Linked DNA regions of Homo sapiens: regions 2, 3 and 4 are each linked to region 1. A link is a contact called in ENCODE Hi-C or POLR2A ChIA-PET data. All regions are on one chromosome and are shown on one strand. The core of a region is the stretch at or near the end of the contact, and the rest is flanking DNA. Distances in the headings are between cores, read along the strand shown.

Region 1 (3,360 bases), core at 471-2,970:
CAGAACTTTGGGAGGCCGAAGCGGGAGGATCACCTGAGGTTGGGAGTTCGACACCAGCCTGACCAACGTGGAGAAACCCCGTTTCTACTGAAAATACAAAATTAGCCAGGCATGGTGGTGCATGCCTGTAATCCCAGCTATTCGGGAGGCTGAGGCAGGAGAAACACTTGAACCCGGGAGGCGGAGGTTGCCGTGAGCCATGATCACGCCATTGCACTCCAGCCTTGGCAACAAGAGCAAAACTCCGTCTCAAATAAAAAAAAAGAAGAAGAAAGGTGAGCATAACAGACAAGGCACGGTGGCTCATGCCTCATACTCATGCCCTCCGTTATCCATGGTTCCCGAATCTGTGGATTCAACCAACCGTGGATGGAAAATAGGAAAAAAAAAATTCCACAAAGTTTCAAAAAGCAAAACTTCAATCTGCCCTACACGAAGCACTTCTTTGAATCCATGTGAATGAAGTGATGTGTAGGCCTGTATTATGTATTCTAGATGTGAGTAATCTAGGGTGATTTAAAGTATAGGGGATTAGCTGGGTGCAGTGGTTCACACCTGTAATCCCAGCACTTTGGGAGGCCAAGGTGGGTGGATCACTCGAGGTCAGGAGTTCGAGACTAGCCTGAGCAACAAGGTGAAACCCCGTCTCTACTAAAAATACAAAAAAATTAGCTGGGCATGGGGGTGTGTGCCTGTAATCCTAGCTACTCAGGGGGCTGAGGTTGCAGTGAGCTGAGATCCCCCCACGGCACTCCAGCCTGGGTGACAGAGCGAGACTCCGTCAAAAAAAAAAAAAATTAAAGAATTAGCCTGATGTGGTGGTGTGCACTTGTAGTCCCAGCTACTGGAGAAGCTGAGGCAAGAGGATCGCCCGCGCCAGAGAGATCGAGGCTACAGTGAGCCATGATCGCGCCACCGCACCCCAGCCTGGGCGACAGTGTGATACCTTGTCTCAAAAAAAAAAAAAAAAAAGGAAACAAGACGCACAGCGATTACTACGCCCCGGGGATTCTTCCAATGCATTACAAATATCAGGTTGTTGAGTTTTTTTTTTTTAGACAGGGTCTCACTTGTCACCCAGGCTGGGGGTGCAGTGGCACGACCGTAGCCCACTGCAGTGCAGCCTTGACCTCCCGGGCTCAAGCAATCCTCCCACCTTAGCCGCCCAAGTAGCTGGGACCACAGGCGTGCGCCACCACGCCCGGCTAATTTTTGTATTTTTTTAGAGACGAGATCTCACTATGTCACCTAGGCTGGTCTCGGGCTCAAGCGATCCTCCCGCCTAGGCCTCCCAAAGTGCTGGGATTACAAAGCCACCACTCCCAGCCTCAGCTACTGAATTCTTGAAACAATCCTGGGGGGACCGGTAATTAAAGCAGACACGGAGCCTTTCTACAGGTTTCAAAACTAGTCAGCGGCAGAGCTGGGATTGGACGGCAGTTCAATCACTGCTCCTCGCACGGTCCCTCCGCGCCCGGCCTTTGTCAGGCCGCCCCTCCACAAGTTACCGGCCCCCTCTGTCCCGCCCGCAGGCCCGCACCACCTTTCTTCCCCTTGAGCTGCATCTCCGGCTCCTCCATAGCGACCGCGGCCGAGCGAACCGGGAAACGGCACCGGAAGCCCGGAGGTTGGGACGCCCGCCTAAGCCTTCCCTGCTGAAACCGGACGCCGCACGGCTCCTGTTCCGGTGTCAGAGGGCCCGCCCTCCCCGCTCCTCAGTCTTTGCGGACAAGAAAGGGGCTGTGTGAGACGCAGGGAAGGAGGCACACCCGGGGGTGGCGCAGTGAGGAGGGGGCGCGACGGCCAGGAGGCTGGTGGAGCGACACCCAGGCAGGAGAGGGGGAAGAACTCTCTCCCTTTCTGAACCCCCTTTTCCTTGAGAGACGAGTTGGGGGAGTCCTCCACGCATTACCCACTCGGGCCGCAAAAACTCCCTTCTTTAGCCCTCTGCCCCCGCCCTTGCTTATAAGCCTTTGAGACCGCAGAAGGGACCTTGTTGTGGAACGGGACGGCCAAGGTACGCTGCCCCTTTAAGTTCCAGACGCCCCGCGTACTTCCCCTACTTCTTCTTCTTGAGATAGCCCCGCCCATCTACCCGAAGCCGGAGCCAATTGGCTCCCTCTGGAAAAATCTGTGGGCAGGGTAAAGGTGAGCGGGCGCAGGCGTAGTGAAATTCTCAGAGCCCTTTAGGCCCCGCCCATTCCCTCCGAGTCGGTGAGGAGGGGAAAAGAAGGCGCAGGCGCAACTGCCCTCCCAGGACCCCAGCGGAACCCACGCCCTCCCCTAAGTCTTAAAGGGCCAGAGGCAGCACTTACTGCCCGGGCCCTTCCTCACTTTTGGGGGGCGGGGGTGCGCAAGCGCAGTGGGGGAGCTCTGGGGTGGGGGTAGCGGTCGAGTATCAAGTTGCTTTCTGTCCCGGCAGAGGAAGCCAGATCGCTGAGGGTCCGGTCTCCAGTTTGCCTCCTGCTATATCCATTGGAAGAGAAAAGTTTGTGACTTGGGCCCCCAAGTTTTGAGAGAACTGGGCTTTCGGCGCGGGGGGACAGAGGAGGCTCGTGGGGAGGTGAGTGGACCTCCTGGATCGATTTAGGAGGCTCGGGTGGGACTGGGACCAATCGCACCTTTGTTGAGCCGTCACTCATTATGGGGAGCCCCTCCCAACAACCATAGCGAATATTTATTGAGCTCCACGCTTAGCAGATCCCCCGATAAGCTATGTACAGACATAATTCGTTGTAGGTCTCATTTCCACATTTTGTCGTGGAGGAAACTGAGGCTCAAAGGTTAAGTCACGTGCCCAAGTTCTCACGGCCTATAAATTGAGGGATTCGAACCCAGACAGCTGACCCCAGAGCCCCGGCTTTTTTTTCCTTTCTTTTTTTTTTTTTTTTTTTTTTTTGAGACAGAGTCTTGCTCTGTCGCCCCAGCTACAGTGCAGTGGTGCGATCTCTGCTCACCGCAACCTCCACCTCCCGAGTTCAAGCAATTCTGCCTCAGCCTCCCGAGTAGCTGGGATCACAGGCGCCCGCCACCGCGCTTGGCTAATTTTTGTATTTTTAGTACAGATGGGGTTTCACCATGGTGGCCAGCCTGGTCTCGAACTCCTGACCTCATGATCCACCCTCCTCGGCCTCCCAAAGTGCTGGGATTACAGCCGTGAGCCACTGTGCCCTGCCAGAGCCCAGGCTCTTAAACATTGCACATTGTAGGTGCTTTGGTGGTGGGGAATGGTAGACCTCGAAAGCAGTTGGACTCTGGTTTTCATTTCCCTGGCTCTGGTAATTAACCTGGACCTCAGTTTACCCACCCTCACAGTGCAAGGCTAGGTATGCAGTCGGTGCCTACTTTATTATAACTGTT
Region 2 (3,360 bases), core at 462-2,961, 870 kb before region 1:
GCCTTTGCAAAAATTGTAGCGGGAAATTATGACAGTGAAAAGAGATCAGACCTAACCGACTCCATTGTGCTTCTAACCTTTACGCCATCTTTGCTTATTCCTAGGTATAGGCCAAACTAACCTTGGGAAGGGATTTAGTTTATAGTTTGACTCTGGAACAAAATTGGTAATAGCCCTTTCCCGAAAAGACCCTCTTCTTGCCTGGGGACCAGTCTGCCTTTGTAGGACTAACAAATAAGCTACAAGATTAGAAATTACCATTTAGGTAACTTCAGCCTCTGGCTGCAAGAGTCTGAAACTCCCCAAATTGCTCCTTGGGATAACATCACTATTATAAAATCTAAGATCAGTGCTTGAGATATTTTGCAGACCCCGTACTTGACGGATCAGCTGACACTACCCAGACCAGTAATCTGGCTCAACCAGTCCTGCGATCCCACCCAGGAACAGAAGACAGCAAGAAAACCTCACTTCAACACTCCCGTCGATGACTCCATCGACCTCAGGAAGCTCCAACCAATCAGCACTCCCCACTTCCTGAGCCCCTACCCGCCAAATTATCTTTCAAAACTCGGATCCCCTAATGCTCAGCGGAGACTGATTTGAGCAATAATAAAACTCTGGTCTCCTGCATAGCTGGCTCTGTGTGAAATACTCTTTCTCCACTGCAATTCCCCTGTCTTGATAAATCTGTCTAGGAAGACAGGCAAGGTGAACCCATTGGGTGGTTACACACTGACCAGCCGGATTTAGGGAGAGTTCTCACTAATCCACAGTTCTGATGCAGCCACCCCTGGGGGACCCTCCTGGTTACTGAATCTCCCACTGTCTCACAGAGTCTGGAAGTCACATCCCCAACAAGGGCCTTGGTTTCTCTCATTGAAAAAAGAAGGACCAGAAGCTGATGGGCCAGGAAACTCCCAGCTCTGAATTCCTTTTCCGATCTGCACAGTGGGGGACACGGGCACTTTCTAGCCCAGATCCAGAACTTCCAGAATCATAAACAATGGGCCCTGCAGAGACCTGGGCCGCAATTTTTCCTTCTTTGTATTGGGAGGATGTACTTTGTCCACCCCTAGCTCAAAACGCCCCCTTCCGCTGGAATGACATGCTATGTGACCCAAGGAGAAACACCACACCCCAGCACCAGGCCTGCTTTTCAGCCAGAAACCAAGAGGCCTAGGAGGCTGTGCTGCTAGCATCTTGCAAGCTCTGAAATTCCTAAAACTAAGTTTCACAACTCAGACTGGCCCCCTACTTCCCAGCACTCTAGTTTTCAATCAGGGAGGTCAGACTGGGCCCGAAGCGTAAGGGACCCCTTCCCTGCCCAAAAACTCTCTGCTGCATTTGGCGGATCCCCACCTTTTTTTTTTTTACTTCAGTTTCCCCACCTGCAAACTGGGAAAACTAACTAAGGCGAGGCCACTGTACTGTGGATACAAGTCCGTGCAACCCTAAATCCCAGACACGAACGTGATAGAGCCACCTGCAGTCTCCGGCCTCAGTTTCCCAGCCTCGTGCCGGGGGGCGGGACTCGAGGCTCGGACCTTACGTTCGCCCCGCGCCAACCAAGCCCACAGCGCCCGCCCGCAGGGATCCCAACGACTGCTGTTCCCGCCTCCCGGTGAGACCCCGCAGTTGCCCTGCCCTCACCATGGTGCCGGCGGGGACCGGGCTCGCCGGCCACTTCCGCCGCCGCCGCTGCACACGCTCCCGGCGGTCGTCGCCGCGCCGCGCGCCACTAAGCTGAAAGAAAGTGGCAGAGACGCAAGCCAGTCAGCACCGGGCTCGAAGGGCGGTCAACCAATCCACGCGGAGTAGGGCGGGGCCCGCTGGGCGAAAGGGCGGGGCGGGCCGTGTTCCCGCCGGAGGAACGAGGACGAGAGCCGTAAAGTGCCGCGGCTTGTAATGCAAAAGGAGGCGGAGCAACGCGCGCCGGCGCGGGGTGCATTGTGAGGAAATGCGTGCGCAGGTGAAACCTTCGTCGGTCTCCTGGGCTCCACGCTGTGGGCAAAGCCAGTTAATGCCTTTCGTTTGCAGTAGAGAGAGAGAAATCGAGGCTTCGTGGTGATTGGGCCGTGCCTGATGTTGCCCTTCCGACTCCTAGTTTTCTGATTCTGTAATTATCCAGGGAACATCATTTAATAGGTTGGAATCCTGACCACGACCCTCGGGGCCTCAGTTTGCTCCCTGTAAATAGTAGTGTCTGCTCCAAAACGTTGCTTACTGTAAGGATGAAATGAATGAAACCATGTAAAAGCACTTAAAACAGCGTCTGGCACATATTAAGTACTTATTACCTACTCTGTGCCTGTTTCTGCTCACAGAATGAACAAAACACAAAATTCGTGGCCCTCAGGGAGACAGACAGTAAACAAAGTAAATAGGCGAATGCTATTAGTTTTCTGGGGCCTGCTGTAACAAATGCCCACACACTGCGAGGTTTAAAACAACAGAACGTGATTTTCTCACAATTCAAGAGATCAGAATAATGAAGTGAGGTTGTCAGCACAGTTGGCTCCCTCTGGAGGCTCTGAGGACAATCTGTGTGTCCTATGCCTCTCTCCTGGGTTCTGGTGGCTGCTGGGAATCCTTGGAGTTCTTGGCTTGTAGATGCAGCCTTCCGCGTTCTGCCTTTGTCGTCACTTGGCCTTCTCTGTGTGTCTCTGAGTCTCAAATGTATCTCTCCTTTTTTTTTTCTTTTTTTTTTTTGTAGTAGAGACAGGGTCTCCCTATGTTGTCCAGGCTGGTCTCGAACTCCTGGGGTCAAGCAATCCTCCCTCCTCTGCCTCCCAAAGTGCTGGGATTACAGGCGTGAGCCACCGAGCCCGGCCGCTCCTTTTTCTTGTAAAGGACACTCCTTTCTCTTATTAAGTCCACCATAAATTTCAGGATAATGTCATCTCAAGATCCTTAATTACATCTGCGAAGACCCTGTTCTTTTTTTTTTGAGATGGAGTCTCATTCTATCACCCAGGCTGCAGTGCAGTGGTGCGATCTCAGCTCACTGCAACCCCTCCCTCCTGGGTTCAAGGGATTCTTCTGCCTCAGCCACCCGAGTGGCTAGGATTACAGGCACATGCCACAATGCCCAGCTAATTTTTGTATTTTTAGCAGAGACGGGGTTTTGCCATGTTGGCCAGGAGGTGGCCTCGAACTCCTGACCTCAGGTGATCCTTCCACCTTGGCCTCCCAAAGTGCTGGGATTACAGGCATGAGTCACCACGCCCAGCCTCGTTTTTAAATGACTGATGCTATTTATTGACATTATTCATAATATCAAAAGACTGAAAAAAACCCAATGCGACCAAATAATAGAGTAATACAGCTATAAAAAGGAATGAAGACAATCTTCATATA
Region 3 (3,360 bases), core at 570-3,069, 620 kb before region 1:
AGAAAAGGAAATTAGGTTCTTAAAGGCATCTTCCCAGACGTGAGAGTGTCTGCTTTTGCCTGGTATAGTAGTGCCTGCAAATGTTCAAGGAAATAAACAGGTACCCCTGTTAAGCCTATAGGTAACTTCTCATTGCTCCCCATCTTCTCTGTACTCAGCACTTTTTTTTTTTGTTTTGTTTTTGAGACAGCACCTCTCTGTTGCCCAGGCTGGAGTGCAGTGGCTGAATCATGGGTCACTGCAATCTCAAACCTATGGGTTCAGGCAATCCTCCTGCCTCCGAAGTAGCTGGGACTGCAGGTGCGCACCACCACACCTGGATAGTTCAAAATAAAACTTTTTTTTGTAGAGACAGGGTCTCACTATGTCTTCCAGGCTGGTCGTGAATTCCTGACCTCAAGTAATCCTCCCTCTTTGACCTTCCAAAGTGCTGGGATTACAAGTGTGAACCACTGCACCCGCCGTGGCACTTTTTTTTTTTTTTTTTTTTTTTGAGATGGAGTCTCACTCTGTCACCCAGGCTGGGTGCAGTGGCGTGAACTCAGCTCACTGCAACCTCCACCTCCCGGATTCAAGCGATTCTCCTGCCTCAGCCTCCTGAGTAGCTGGGATTACAGGCACCCGCCACCACACCTGAAAAATTTTTGTAATTTTTTTTTTCTTTTTTGAGACGGAGTTTTGCTCTTGTTGCCCAGGCTGTAGTGCAATGGCACTCTCTCGGCTAATTGCAACCTCTGCCTCCCGGGTTCAAGCGATTCTCCTGCCTCAGCCTCCTGAGTAGCTGGGATTACAGGCATGCGCCACCACGCCCAGCTAATTTTGTATTTTTAGTAGAGATGCGGTTTCTCCATGTTGGTCAGGCTCGTCTCGAACTCCCGACCTCAGGTGATCCGCACATCTCGGCCTCCCAAAGTGCAGGCGTGAGTCACCGGACCCAGGTCCCGCCCTGGCACTTTTTAACCACCCACAAATCTGGATCCTACACTGAAAAGAGACACTGCAGTGGCTCACGTCTGTAATCCCAGCACTTTGGGAGGCCAAGGCGGGCGGATCACCTGAGGTCGCGAGTTTGAGACCAGCCTGACCAACATGGAGAAACCCCGTCTCTACTAAAAATACAAAAGTGGCCAGGCATGGTGTCGCACACTTGTAATCGCAGCTACTCGGGAGGCTGAGGCAGGAGAATTGCTTGAACCCAGGAGGCGGAGGTTGCGGTGAGCCGAGATCGCGCCATTGCACTACAGCCTGGGCAACGAGAGCGAAACTCCGTCTCAAAAAAAAAAAAAAAAAAAATCCTGAGTCCCGCTTGACACCTTTTGTCAGGCACCACCACCTTTCTGGGCGAATGCGGTAGTACCGTCTGCTCTCCCTGCTGCTGTCCTGAAATCCATTCAGGCACAGCGGCCGAGAGCTTTATAATAACCGATTCCAGGTGTTAGGTGCTTTCCCAGCCCCGACTCCTGCGTCCTGGACCCGCAGTCCTCTGCTTAATACCTTTGCTTTATTAGAAAACATTCTCCTCTACTCCGTTCAGCTATTCGCTGAGGGCCCGCCAACCGCCAGCGGTTGTCAGTGGCCTAGAGGCAGCGGACGCAAACACGGGGAGAGGTGCAATCGTCTCAAGTGACTCGGCGGGCGGGGCCCACAACCGGAAGCGGGTGGGCGACCTTCACCCACGTGCGCTGCGGCTTCGTTCGCCAGCATCCAAGATGGCGGCAGGGCGGGGCCCAAGGCGCGGCGCGAATTGTGACGCAGGCGTCCGGCGTGCTCCGTGCGCAAGCGCTTTCGGCGGCGATTAGGTGGTTTCCGGTTCCGCTATCTTCTTTTTCTTCAGCGAGGCGGCCGAGCTGGTTGGTGGCGGCGGTCGTGCGGGTTCGCGCCGGGCCGAGAGCGGGTTGGGGGCTGCGGGAGGCTGCAGGGGCCTGGGCGGCAGAAGAGGCGGCCCTGAGCTGGCTCATGCGGGCCAGTCTCGGCAGGGTGGCTGGGCAGGGCTCGCGAGGCCACGGCTCGGAGCCCAGACCGGGGCCCAGGAGGCGAGCGCCGTTTTGGAGAGGAGCCTGCCTGCTCTGCCTGCCAGCGTGACCCCACGAGGCCTCGGGCGGGAAGAGGTCCTCGGGGCAGATCCGAGTTAATGAGAGAGGGGTATTGAGCGTGTAGCGTTAACTCTGCCAGTCACTGCGTCAGTCGCTTTGGAAATACTAAATTTCTCGAGCTGAGTCTTCATACCTGGCTCCATTACTACGTCTGTAAGGAGGAGCTGGTGGTAGTGTCTGCTTTTTAGACTTTTCTTTAGACTATTTGTATTTTTTTCAGATGGAGTCTTGCTCTGTCGCCTAAGCTGGAGTTCAGTGGTGCGGTCTCGGCTCACTGCAATCTCCACCTCCCGGGCTCGAGCGATTCTTCTGCCTCAGCCTCCCGAGTAGCTGGGATTATAGGCGCCTGCCACCACGCCCAGTTGATTTTTGTAGTTTTAGTAGAGACGGAGTTTCACCATGTTAGCCAGGCTCATCTTGAACTCTTGACCTCAAATGATCCGTCTGCCTCGGCCTTCCAAAGTGCTGGGATTACAGGCATGAGCCCCTGCGCCCGGTCGATTCTTTGTCTTTTTAAGTCAACTTTTATATGTGAACAATGCTTGGCAGGTGGTTGGTAGATACTAAGTGATGTTCGTGGTTTGGGGTCAAGGCAAGAAGTGGGGTCTGGAGAGTTTTGGTGTAATTGAGAAGGAAGCTAAGAGTGTTGGGTGCTCCAGCTTGGAGTTAGAGAGGAGAGAGGCTGCGACAGGAAGGCATGTGTGTTGTAGGGGATGGCTTCCCATCCAGGCTGGCAGCAGGAGCAGCCTGTGCAGATCAGGACCTGGCTGCCGTGGAAGAGGGTGGGACCGCCTTCAGGGAAGATGGATCTAGCAAGATGATGCCAAAGGGTACTTATTCCATCAGGAGATACTGACGAGTCCTTCCGCCGCTAAACCTAAGGAGAATAACCACAGTCTGTGTTCCTGAAGAGCACCCGTGCGGTCAGGAGGGTGGAGGACATGTGGTCTTTAGTTCCAGGACATGTTTAGACTACAGGCCAGGGTGTGTGAGAAGCCTAGCAGGGCCAGGCTTGGAGGAGTGAAAGGAAGACAGGTACTGGGGCAGGACCAGTTGGACTTGGTGCAGGCAAAGGGATAGCAACTGTGGTGTAGGCACCTGAGCTTGTGCTACTCAGGCATGCATTGCTCACCAGTCTATCCTGCCTCCCTTCCTCCTGCAGACGCAAACATGCAGATCTTTGTGAAGACCCTCACTGGCAAAACCATCACCCTTGAGGTCGAGCCCAGTGACACCATTGAGAATGTCAAAGCCAAAATTCAAGACA
Region 4 (3,360 bases), core at 520-3,019, 540 kb after region 1:
GGCAGGCAGACCACCTGAGGTCAGGAGTTCAAGACCAGCCTGGCCAACATGGTGAAACCCCATCTCTGCTAAAAAATAAAAGAATTAGCCGGGTGTGGTGGTGGGTGCCTGTAATCCCAGCTATGCAGGAGGCTGAAGCAGGAGAACTGCTTGAACCAGGGAGGCAGAGGTTGCAGTGAGCTGTGATCATGCCGTTGCACTCCAGCCTGGGCGACAGAGTGAGATTCCATCTCAAAAAAAAGAAAAAAAACAACAACAAAACTACCCACAATGACTCTAGACTTAGGAACCTTCCACTGGTTAATTGCTCAGAGAAAAACACACTGACCTATTACAACCACACGAGGAAAGAAAAAATCACAACATACACTTACAATCAGAATGTATCAAAGTGGTGTGTGTCATAAACATCACTCTCACAAACACCTCAAAGCTTACCACTTAGCCGGGCGCGGTGGCTCACGCCTGTAATCCCAGCACTTTGGGAGGCCAAGGCGGGCAGATCACAAGGTCAGGAGATCGAGACCATCCTGGCTAACACGGTGAAACCCCGTCTCTACTAAAAATACAAAAAAATTAGCTGGGCGTGGTGGCGGGCGCCTGTAGTCCCAGCTACTGGGAAGGCTGAGGCAGAATGGCTTGAACCTGGGAGGCGGAGCTTGCAGTGAGCTGGAGATCGCGCCACTGCACTCCATCCCGGGCGACAGAGCGAGACTCCGTCACACACAAAAAAAAATGCTTACCACTTATATACGGAACAAATGACATACAGAGATTTTGCATCATCATGGCACTCCAACATAGGCGAAATCTCTTGGGTAGAAACCACACAGATAAACACACACAAACAAGAAAATTTAAAAGAACCTGAACAAGCTCACAATTAATTCCATCCAGAAACCAAAGAAACTAAAAATCGCACACATTCACGCAAGGGAACAAAATTACCCAGAGCGAAGGGAAACTGGAATTAAGGGTGGCTAGAATTAATATTTGATCAAGGAGTCCAAAGGGAAGAAACACAAACTTTCTGATCAGTTAAGATAAGGAGTCCCCTTCCCCGCAGTTCGAAAAGAAAGCCCACATTCAGAAGGTCAAAAACACCCCCAGACTTGAGTGCTGGGAGCACTAGAGGGGGTCAGTCCCTGGTGATGAGGGCAGGGGCGTTTGAACAGCCACAGGAACCTGACCCCGGCAGCAAGGACCTAGCCAGGCTTCGGTTCTCACAAGTGAGGAAACGCACCCGTGGATTCATCGTAAGGTTTCCAACCAAGTGGTTTCTTAAACGCACAAACCCCACAGACCGAGATGGGATCTCCCCAGGACCCTCCCGCTGTCACCGAACAATCCGGGGAGACGCGGGGCTGCGGGCGCAGAGCTGCCCATAGAGGGCTCCAGGACCGGGGGCCGAGGTCGCCCCGCGGGGACGGGACAGGACGCTGGGGCTCCCGGCTGCGGGTCCAGCTCCCACAGAGAGGACCGAGGGCCGAACTGCGCCCGCGGTGGCCCCCGGGTCTGCAAACCCCGGAGTTGACTGCAAGGAGGTCCCCGGCCTCGGCCACAGACGGTTCCAACCAGAAACCTCCCCTCGGACACTGGCCCCGCACACTCACCATTTCCCAGCGTCCGGGAAGTCACGGTGTCCTCCCTACGGATCTGTCAGTACCTGCAGGTCACGGCGCGACAAAGGATGCGCTAGAGCCACCTTCGGCCTTCAGGAGCAGGTGAAACGCAATCTTCCCATGGGCCAGGAATGGCGACGTCCGCACTGCGCAGGCCCAGCGTGGCGCCGCTCACATCTTTTCAGCTGAGGTCCTGATTGGACAGATCCAATGGCCCCGCCTCTTTATCACTGAGTGACAGCGGAGCAGGAAGGGGCGTGGTTGAGCTGGCCTGGCTTCAGTCCGGCTTGTCCCCGCCAGGACGTTTGCGTTTAAACCGAATGTGTTCTTTGCCTCCCATCCATTTTAAGTGTTCTCTTCAGTACTGTTAAATACATTCACATTGTGAAGCCAATTTCCAGAATTGTTTTCATCTTGCAACACTGAAATCTGTCTCGTTGCACAACTCCCCGTGCACCTCCTTCCCTCAGGGTCTTTTGCAACCTCCATTCCATTGTCTGAGTTCGTGAATTTGACTGTGGGAATCTCATGTAAATGGCGTCATAAAGTATTTGTCCTTTCCTGACGTGCTTATTTCACTTAGCATAATGTCCTCGAGCTTCACCTTGTAGTATGTGTTAGGATTTATTTCTTCTTTTTTTTTTTTTTTTTGAGACGGAGTCTCGCTCTGTCGCCCAGGCTGGAGTGCAGTGGCGCATCTCGGCTCACTGCAAGCTCCGCCTCCCGGGTTCACGCCATTCTCCTGCCTCAGCCTCACGAGTAGCTGGGAATACAGGCGCCCGCCACCACGCCCGGCTAATTTTTTGTATTTTTTTAGTAGAGACGGGGTTTCACTGTGTTAGTCAGGATGGTCTCGATCTCCTGACCTCGTGATCTGCCGGCCTCGGCCTCCCAAAGCGTTGGGATTACAGGCGTGAGCCACCACGCCCGGCCTCTTCTTCTTTTTTTTTTTTTTAAGAGACAGGGTTTTGCTCTGTAGCCCAGGCTGAAGTGCAGTGGTGTGATCATTGCTCACTGCAGGCTTCAACTCCTGGATTCAAGCAAGCCTCCAACCTGAGCCTCCTAAGTATCTGGGACTACACGCACGCACTACCAGGCCTGGCTAATTGTTTTAATTTTAATTTTAATTTTTGGTAGAGATGTGTGTCTCCTTCTGTTGCCCAGGCTGGTCTCGAACTCCTAGGTTCAAGCAATCCTCCTGCCTCGACCTCTCAAAGTGCTGGGATTACAGGTGTGAGCCACTGCCACCGGCCAATTTACTTCTTTTTTTTTCCTTTGGAGATGGAGTCTCGCTCTCGTTGCCCAGGCTGGAGTGCAGTGGCGCTCAGCCACCGCAACCTCTGCCTCCCAGGTTCAAGTGATTCTCCTGACTCAGCTTCCTGAGTAGCCAGGATTACAGGCGCCCACCACTACTCCCGGCTGATTTTTGTATTGTAGTAGAGATAGAGTTTCACCATGTTGGCCAGGCTGGTCTCGAACGCCTGACCTCAGGTGATCTGCCCTCTTTGGCCTCCCAAAGTGCTGGGGGTGTGAGCCACCTCGCCTGTCCCCAATTTACTTCTTTTTAATGCTTTATTTAAACATTTTTTAAAGAGTTCCTAAATTAGTCAGTTCCTAAATCTACATACAATAGAATAGAATTGTATTCTATTGTATGTAGATATCAAATTTCTGGATTTTTCTGGATCTATTTATCTTTCTTTCTTTTTTTTTTTTTGAGACAGTCTTGCTCTGTTGC

Evidence for each region. A loop is a pair of places that touch in the nucleus more often than their neighbours do. ChIA-PET counts read pairs that join two places held with the same protein, here RNA polymerase II (POLR2A). Pooled maps may share reads with other maps.
Region 2: a loop to region 1 is called in a pooled map, with 38 times the contacts of the local background. The contact joins the promoter of LSM4 here to the promoter of RFXANK in region 1. A Hi-C loop is called at or near these places in 1 of 37 single-sample maps with no recorded cell type and 7 of 50 pooled maps. POLR2A ChIA-PET finds 5 or more read pairs at or near these places in 2 of 52 experiments (HEK293T and PC-9).
Region 3: a loop to region 1 is called in a pooled map, with 15 times the contacts of the local background. The contact joins the promoter of UBA52 here to the promoter of RFXANK in region 1. A Hi-C loop is called at or near these places in 3 of 37 single-sample maps with no recorded cell type and 9 of 50 pooled maps. POLR2A ChIA-PET finds 5 or more read pairs at or near these places in 2 of 52 experiments (GM10248 and H1).
Region 4: a loop to region 1 is called in a map of B cell, with 14 times the contacts of the local background. The contact joins the promoter of ZNF14 here to the promoter of RFXANK in region 1. A Hi-C loop is called at or near these places in 1 of 168 maps with a recorded cell type or tissue (B cell) and 5 of 50 pooled maps. POLR2A ChIA-PET finds 5 or more read pairs at or near these places in 2 of 52 experiments (CD4-positive, alpha-beta T cell and GM12878).

The regions. Positions count from the first base shown.
Region 1 is chr19:19,190,538-19,193,897 of GRCh38, forward strand. It overlaps RFXANK (regulatory factor X associated ankyrin containing protein), which reads left to right and starts at 1,721. Exons shown (of 10, transcript NM_003721.4): 1 at 1,721-2,017; 2 at 2,423-2,563. It overlaps BORCS8-MEF2B (BORCS8-MEF2B readthrough), which reads right to left and starts at 1,615. Exons shown (of 12, transcript NR_027308.2): 1 at 1,544-1,615. It overlaps BORCS8 (BLOC-1 related complex subunit 8), which reads right to left and starts at 1,615. Exons shown (of 6, transcript NM_001145784.2): 1 at 1,544-1,615. The coding sequence starts at 1,580. RefSeq lists an enhancer at 2,498-2,587.
Region 2 is chr19:18,321,365-18,324,724 of GRCh38, forward strand. LSM4 (LSM4 homolog, U6 small nuclear RNA and mRNA degradation associated) reads right to left here and starts at 1,712. Exons shown (of 5, transcript NM_012321.5): 1 at 1,654-1,712. The coding sequence starts at 1,656. It overlaps LOC105372300 (a long non-coding RNA gene), which reads left to right. Exons shown (of 2, transcript XR_007067157.1): 2 at 370-633. RefSeq lists a silencer at 1,593-1,772 and enhancers at 1,833-2,052, 2,251-2,853.
Region 3 is chr19:18,570,038-18,573,397 of GRCh38, forward strand. UBA52 (ubiquitin A-52 residue ribosomal protein fusion product 1) reads left to right here and starts at 1,820. Exons shown (of 5, transcript NM_001033930.3): 1 at 1,820-1,872; 2 at 3,256-3,360. The coding sequence starts at 3,264. RefSeq lists enhancers at 1,154-1,830, 1,201-1,320, 1,531-1,870, 2,509-3,185.
Region 4 is chr19:19,731,343-19,734,702 of GRCh38, forward strand. ZNF14 (zinc finger protein 14) reads right to left here and starts at 1,770. Exons shown (of 4, transcript NM_021030.3): 1 at 1,614-1,770. The coding sequence starts at 1,616. RefSeq lists a silencer at 1,276-1,425.